Linked DNA regions of Homo sapiens: region 1 is linked to region 2. Evidence: chromatin contacts called from ENCODE POLR2A ChIA-PET data. All regions are on one chromosome and are shown on one strand. Each heading gives the region's core, a stretch centred on a gene start or an enhancer-like site at or near the end of the contact. The rest is flanking DNA. Distances are from core to core; before and after follow the strand shown. Region 1 overlaps ANKRD55 (ankyrin repeat domain 55). Region 2 overlaps DHX29 (DExH-box helicase 29).

Region 1 (4,060 bases), core at 307-2,806, 810 kb after region 2:
AGCCCAAGAGTTCAAGGTTGCAGTAAGCCATGATTATGCCACTGCACACCAGCCTGGATGACAAGTGAGACTCTGGTTCTAAAAATAATAATAATAATAAATAAATAAATAAATAAATAAGCAAACCCCCAAACCAAAAAACAAAACACATTACATCGCAACAGAGAGAATGCAAAGAGTAGATGTGGAACCCACTTTATTCTATTTTTTTTTTTTTTTGAGACGGTCTTGCTCTGTCATCCAGGCTGGAGTGCAGTGGCACTGTCTCGGCTTACTGCAACCTCCACCTCCCAGGCTCAAGCGATTCTCCTGCCTCAGCTTCCCCAGTAGCTGGGGTTACAGGCACGCACCACCACATCTGGCTAGTTTTTCTGTTTTTGGTAGAGATGGGGTTTTACCATGTTGGCCAGGCTGGTCTAGCTGAACTTCTGACCTCAGGTGATCTACCCGCCTCAACTTCCCAAAGTGCTAGGATTACAGGTGTGAGCCACCATGCCCAGCCCGCAGCTGTATTCTATTAAGCTTGTATTAAGCTACCAAAGAGAGTTGCCAAAAATATAAAACAATGCTGCTCTTCTCATGACAATATTTTTGTTTTGGGAAATAGAAATATTAAATAAAACATTTTATTTTTAATTAAAATATGCTATTTATGTTCTCATGTAAATGTAATGTTTATTATTAATTTAAATGGATAACAATGCATATTTTATTAAAAATTTCTCATTTTAATTAATTAATTAATTTTTTTTTGAGACGGAGTCTCACTCTGTCACCCAGGCTGGAGTGCAATGGAGTGATCTCGGGTCACTGCAAACTCCATCGCCCAGGTTCAAGCTATTCTCTTGCCTCAGCCTCCCAAGTAGCTGAGATTACAGGCACCCACCACCATGCCTGGCTAATTTTTGTATTTTTAGTAGAGGTGGGATTTCACCATGTTGGCCAGGCTGGTCTCGAACTCCTGACCTCAGGTGATCCACCTGCCTCAGCCTCCCAAAGTGCTGGGATTACAGGCATGAGCCACCGCACCTGGCCGCTCGGTTTTAATTTCTAATGCCATAAATATTGACGGGTTTGACTCTCATAAACTAAAGTTATCTGGGGGCCCTTAATAATTTTTGAGAGTGTAAAAGGGTCCCGAGAACGAAAGTTTGAGACTCATCAAATTAGGCAAAAGAGGGATTCAGAGGATTTGCCAAAAAGGGAAGAGGAAAGAGAGAAAAGGAAAGAAGAGATTCAAGTTCAGTGAATATTAGGCTGATGGATTTGGATTCACTACTATCATTTTGCTCCAAGAGCACTTTATTCTGTGTTAGATAATGGCAAACGTTAATTATAGAATCATTTAATGTCTTTAATACTATGTAACATTAATTATATTATAAAAGTATAATAATATTATTATTGGTTTGCACCTTGGCAATTTAAAACATTTCATCCAAATTTATAAATAGTTGAGAAGAATAGAAAAATAACTGGCTCCTGTTGTACTCACCTGCTCTCTTGGGAGAGGAGTTTGACACACGCCGTGTGACCGCAGTACAGGGCATAGGCCAAGGGCGTGCTCTCATTGATGTCCCGCAGGTTGCTGTCCATTCCCAACTCCAGCAGTGACTGGACACATTCGGCCTTCCCTGCAGCTGCAGCCCAGTGCAGAGGTGTCCTGGAGGGGCCATGTGAAAAAAGCACAAGCGTCTGAGCATGTGAATTGTTCAGGCTGCTTAGCCAGCAACAGCTCCTGCTCAAAGTCAGGTTGAGGTAGGGAAAATCTTGTTGCCATTTACAGTATAGAAATAGTAAGTGTTAAATGAGCCCGAAGGATGATGGTGGACATGTGTAGGGGCCTCTCCTCTAGCTCTAAGTATTCCCTGCCATCTACACTCTCTGGCCTTTCTAACAATTTCCTAGAAGAGGAAGTAGTGGGTCAAAGGGTATGAACAGTTTTGAGGTTCTTTATACATAGTGCCAAACTGCCTTCCGGAAGATTGAGTCAATTTGTCCTCCTACTAGCTATGTTTCTCCTCCTTCTGTAATACTGAGTATTGTCACTAACTTTAAAAATCTTTGTCCATTTTGGTAGGCAAAATATGCTTCACTGTCATTTTCCTTTTTATTTAATTTATAGTAAGGTTTGAACTTTTGAAATATAAGTTTGTTTGCCATTTGAGTTTCTTCATTGAAATGACTAATGCCTTTTGTCATTTTTCTATTAAAGTATAAGTGTTTTTCTTACTAATTTGTATGTGCTCTTTATATTAAAGGCATTGGTCTTTTATAGGTTATGTTTATGAAAACATTTTCTGTAATTTGTTACTTGACTTTTAATTTATTTTTATTTTTATTTTATTTTTTGAGACAGAGTCTCACTCTGTCATCCAGGCTGGAGTGCAATGGTGTGGTCTTGGCTCACTGCAACCTTCGCCTCCCAGGTTCAAGCGATTCTCCCACCTCAGCCTCCTGAGTAGCTGAGATGACAGGCACATGTTACCACACCCGGCTAATTTTTGTATTTTTAGTAGAGACGGGGTTTCACTATGTTGGCCAGGCTGGTTCTGAACTCCTGAACTCATGATCCACCCGCCTTGGCCTCCCAGAGTGCTGGGATTATAGGCGTGAGCCACCATGCCTGGCTGACTTTCAATTTTTAAGTGATTTTTCTATAAAACTTAAAAAAAAATCACATTTAATTCCTTATTCATTTTTTCTTTCTTTCATGATGTTATGTTTAAAAAGTCCTTCATGGCTAGGCACAGTGGCTCACGCCTGTAATTCTGGCACTTTGGGAGGTTGAGGCAGATGGATCATCTGAGGTCAGGAGTTCAAGAGCAGCCTGGCCAACAAGGCAAAACACTGTCTCCATTAAAAATACAAAAATTAGCCAGTCATGGTGGCATGTGCCTGTAGTCCCAGCTACTCAGGAGGCTGAGGCATGAGAATTGCTTAAACCCCAGAGGCAGAGGTTGCAGTGAGCCGAGATCATACCACTGCACTCCATCATGGGCGACAGAGCAAGACTCTGTCTCAAAAAAAAAGAAAAAAGTCCTTCATTGGCCAAAAGGTATAAAAATATTCACCAGTATTTAAACCTTTATTAAACTGTATAACCAGTGTTTTCTTAAGAGAATAAAAAGACAAGCCATAGGCTGGGAGAAAATATTTGCAAATCACATAGTCAACAAAGTATTACTAATACTGGTAATTAGTATATAAAATCTTTCAGAACTGGCTGGGTGCGGTGGCTCACACCTGTAATCCCAGCGCTTTGGGAGGCCAAGGCAGGTGGATCACAAGGTCAGGAGATCGAGACCATCCTGGCTAACATGATGAAACCCCGTGTCTACTAATAATACAAAAAATTAACCAGGCATGCTGGCGGGCCCTGTAGTCTCAGCTACTTGGGAGGCTGAGGCAGGAGAATGGTGTGAACCGGGGAGGCAGAGCTTGCAGTGAGCCGAGATCATGCCACTGCACTCCAGCCTGGGCAACAGAGCGAGACTCCATCTCAAAAAATAAATAAAATAAAATAAAATAAAATAAAATAAAATAATAAAATCTTTCAGAACGGAACAATAAGAAAATAAACCAATTTTAAAAATTAGCAAAAGATCAGAATAGACATTTCGTCAAAGAAGATATATGGATGGTAAATAAGCACATGAAGAGGTACTCAATAACATCTGTCATTAGAGAAATGCAAATTAAAACCACAATGAAATACCAATACACACCTATGAAGATGGCTAAAATAAGAAAAACAAACAAACAAACCAAAAAACCCAAAGAGAACAAAGCTTGGCAATACCAGGTGCTGGTGAAGATATGGAGCAACTGGAACTTTCATACATTCCTGGTGGGAATGTAAAGTGGTAAGAGCTGCTCTGGAAAATAATTTAGCAGTTCCTTCCGAAGTTAAACACATACTTATAACCTACAAATCCCACTTTTAAGTATTTTGCTGGAGAAATAAAAACTTACATTCACAGAAATAATGGTACACAAATGTTTGTAGAAGCATTATCATAATTGTCAAAAACTGGAAACAACTCAATGTCCTTCAGTG
Region 2 (4,183 bases), core at 1,452-3,951:
AACAAAATACCACAGACTGCTGGATGGCTTCACCATCAGAAATTTATTTCTCATAGTTCTGGAGGTTGGGAAGTCCAAGATTAGGGTACCAGCAAGGGAGGTTTCATTCTGAGGCCTCTTCTCTTGGCATGTAGGTGGCCATCATCTTGCTATATGTTCACATGGCTTTTTTCTCTGTGCTTACTCAGAGAAACTGAGCTCTCTTGGGTATCTCATTTTATAAGGACACTAATCCTGTTGGATCAGGGCCCCATCCCTGTGATCTCATTTAACCTTATGTACTTCCTTAGAGCCCTTATCTCCAAATATAGCCACACTGGGGGTAAGGGTCTCAACATACTAATTTTTTGAGGACACAAACATTCAGTTCGTAACATCTAGCTTCTGCATTCAATCTGCCGTAACATTACACATCATGTAGCCAACTGGACAACCTCACTGCATAATCATGAGAAAATGAGCGTGAAAAATGGCAAAAACATCTCAGAATTATTATGAAAAGTTTTCACTTCATGGAGCCCTTGGCAAACAAGTCTCAGGTTCCTTAGGACCTCCTGAGCACACTTTGAGAAACACTGCTGTATAAGAATGATCCCAGGCCAGGCGTGGTGGCTCACGCCTGTAATCCCAACACTTTGGGAGGCCAAGGCAGGTGGATCACCTGAGGTCAGGAGTTCAAGACCAGCCTGACCAACATGGAGAAACCCCATCTCTACTAAAAATACAAAATTAGCCAGGCGTGGTGGTGCATGCCTGTAATCCCAGCTACTCGGGAGGCTGAGGCAGGAGAATCGCTTGAACTCAGAAGGCGGAGGTTGCAGTGAGCCGAGATTTCGCCATTGCACTCCAGCCTGGGCAACAAGAGTGAAACTCCATCTCAAAAAAAAAAAAAAAAAAAAAAACAAGAATGATTCCAGAATCATAAATCTAGTTGCATGGTTTTTATACACCTTAAAATAAGAAGTATTTTTTCTACTTTGAGACATTTAAACATTAAATGTTCTTATGATTTTAAAGTCAAAGACTTTGCTCTCTGCTGGGTTACATTAGGTTCTTCATTTTAAGATGGTAGCTAATATAATTAGATATTTTAAAAGAACAAAAGTTTTTGAGAATAACTACTTGAAATTAACTTGTACATCTGGGCAGTCTGAAAGAGAAACATTTGTGGTTCTCTGTCAATTACTGCTATGCTATAGTTATATCGGAGGTACCCAAAGCTACATGGCATATGTAAAAAGATAATAACAAGTCTGGTATAGTATTGTTAGTTTCCTTATCGTCTAGTCTCAAACTTTACCTTAATTCTAGTAATCTCTCCTATAAATTCATGTCAATGGTCATAAAGGAGAGTATATATTTAGTAGTCTTTAACTATTTCTGGGGAGTCTTATCAATTATAGTAAGCTTGTGCACAAATTTAGCATGCAGTTTTAGAGGTCCCCAAACACATCAAGAGGCCCCAGCTATAACCCTTTTAAAAAGTTACAGATAGATGAGCAGTACATTACCAAGACTACATGGAGAAACAGTTCAAAGTTCATATGCTACTGACAAGAGTAAGACTGTAAATTCCTTTAAAAATGCCAGCCGGGGCAACATGGTGAAACCCCATCTCTACAAAAAATACAAAATATTAGCTAGGTGTGGTGGCTTGTGCCTGTAATCCCAGCTACTTGGGAGGCTGAGATGGGAGGATTGCTTGAGCCTGGGAGGCAGAGATTGTAGTGAGCCACTGGGCGACAGAGTGACCCTATCAAAAAAAAAAAAAAAAAAAACTGGTTGGTTTTTAATTTACCCAGTTGAAAAGATTAAAGTAAAATTCTCATTTGTCTCCTCCAAACATTTCACCTAAGAGTTTCAACTGTATCACTTCCTTGAAGTTGGCTTATACTGCAAACTTCCAGAGGGTAAACAAAAGAGCTGAGTTTCTGAAAAATGATCAGAGAAATCAAGGAATCCTGCTCAACATTCACTGGGCCACGTTCACTTTTGCCAAGTAAAGTGCATAAGATTTATGACAGCTACTTTCCTTATTGCCTGGAGACTTTTACAATTTTTGGTTTTGTGTTTAAGATGGTGGAAGTTACTGGAAATCTGACTGGAAGTAAGGATGTTAGTATGCAATATCTCCAAGGCAAAGTATTATGAATTCCAAATTTATAAATGAAAGGTCATGGAACGATGCAACATATATAGCTGGCTCTCAAAAATATTTATTACATTAAAGTTGAAGCACAGACAAACTGATTTCCTCAAAATGACTCAGCTAATTAAAAAAAAAAAATCAACCAGAATCAGTTTCTTATTGCCCAATAATCTTTTCTTTTGCTACATATTCTTTTTATACTGTATTTTAAAGGAAAAAGCAATGCTAATGACCCACTATGACTAAGACATTGACTTTGAGTTGTTAGCACTCTGATTCCCTTCTGATCGACAGTGTGTACATCTGCAGAATGGTTAATCAGGCAAGGGACCCAAACAGGGACTCTGGTGGTAAACAGACCCAGTGCCTGTCCTCATGGAGCTTATATTCTGGAACAGTAATATAATTAGTAAGCAACTAATACTCAGATGAGTAATAAAGGGGAAGTGCAGAGTGCCAAGAAAATAGATGAGGGTGAATTGATGTAGTCTGAGCAATTAAGGCCTGTGAGGAAGTACACACTGCCAGGGCCGCCTGACTAATTATTTTGAAATGTAAACCAGCTAAAGTTTCTCCTCTACTTAATACCAACACCGGCCCCCACTTCCCATTGAACTTGCTCTGGCTCCTTCCCAGACTTCCAGCCACATTTTAACTTTTTCTTTCTTCGCTCCAGCCACACAGCACTATCTTCTTACAACATGTCAAACTTGTTTCCACCTTAGGGTTTTTAGGCTTGTTTTTCCCTCTGCCACAAATACTCTGCAGATCATCTCAGTTTAAATGTTTTCTAAGGGAAGCTATTCCTATTTCAAACCAAAATAGACCCTCCATTCTCCATTTAATGTTTACCAAGTCACTATTTTCTGTTCCTCATAGCACTTTTTCTATTTTAGTGACCCTAAAAAAAAATTTATAATGGCTTTCATAAATTTATGACATCCATTCCCAATTCTTATTCCCCTCTTAAAATTTTAAGCCTCAACTAGGTTCAAGGATTTTCAGAAACACAAGCCTCTTGGTTGGAAGAGAAAACTTAAATTACTGAACCTCTTATTTTGGTCTCAGTCATAACATGATAAAGCAGCTTAATTATACTTAGGCTAAGGAAGTGGCACTTCTAAAGCACAGGAATGGAAAGAAGAAAGAAAAGAAAAGAAAGGCAAAGAGAAGGACAGTAAAAGAAAGATGGGGAAAGGTCTTGCTATTTCTAGAACACTCCAGGCTTGCATCTCAAGGCCTTTCTGTTCCCTCTCCCCAGGAGACTCTTTACCCAGTCATCTGTGTAACTACTTTACCTGCCTCCTTTGCTTGCTCAAATGTCACTTTTTTTTTTTTTTTTTTTTTTGAGACCGAGTCTTGCTGTCACCCAGGCTGGAGTGCAGTGGCACAATCTCAGCTCACTGCAAGCTCCGCCTCCCGGGTTCACGCCATTCTCCTGCCTCAGCCTCTCCGAGTAGCTGGGACTACAGGCGCTCGCCACTATGCCCAGCTAATTTTTTATATTTTTAGTAGAGACGGGGTTTCACCGTGGTCTCAATCTCCTGACCTCGTGATCCGCCTGCCTCGGCCTCCCAAAGTGCTGGGATTACAAGCGTGAGCCACTGCGCCTAGCCACCTTCTTATATGATGCCTTCCTTCCCTGACCATCCTATTTAATACTGAACCTCTCCCCACCCTCCTCCCTATTCGGCCTCTTCAGAAATTCTTTCATGAGCAAATGAAATTAAAAAAAAAACAAGACTGGTATTACTTGTTGTGCAAGCCATTTGGTGATTCTGAACCTCTACGATAGAGGACAATTTTGACCAGCTGTGCCGTCAAATTGGAAAGATAAGGAGGGACGGAAGTAGAGTAGAACCATTACATCTACATTAGGAACTACACAGAGTTGAGCATTTTTCCACTTTTTTCTCCAAAATAGGTTTATTGTACGTTATACTATATATTAAAAGCACCCTAAAATAAACCCAAAAGTTATGTGCAAATTTAGTAGATAACCTCTAGTTTTTTTCTCTTGATTTCTTGGTCTTA

Evidence for each region. ChIA-PET counts read pairs that join two places held with the same protein, here RNA polymerase II (POLR2A).
Region 1: POLR2A ChIA-PET joins it to region 2 with 13 read pairs in Panc1. The contact joins two enhancer-like sites. POLR2A ChIA-PET finds 5 or more read pairs at or near these places in 2 of 52 experiments (Caco-2 and Panc1).

What each region holds. Positions count from the first base shown.
Region 1 is chr5:56,115,120-56,119,179 of GRCh38, forward strand. It overlaps ANKRD55 (ankyrin repeat domain 55), which reads right to left. Exons shown (of 12, transcript NM_024669.3): 9 at 1,496-1,663. Among named protein-coding and RNA genes, the nearest start is that of ANKRD55, 120 kb to the right of the region's middle. RefSeq lists a silencer at 1,763-2,057. Within about 2 kb of position 1,557, at least 2 of the 41 ENCODE cell types and tissues checked have a DNase peak (open chromatin) inside an H3K27ac peak, as active enhancers do.
Region 2 is chr5:55,300,835-55,305,017 of GRCh38, forward strand. The region is part of intron 1 of DHX29 (DExH-box helicase 29); the gene reads right to left. Among named protein-coding and RNA genes, the nearest start is that of DHX29, 4.8 kb to the right of the region's middle. Within about 2 kb of position 2,702, at least 3 of the 41 ENCODE cell types and tissues checked have a DNase peak (open chromatin) inside an H3K27ac peak, as active enhancers do.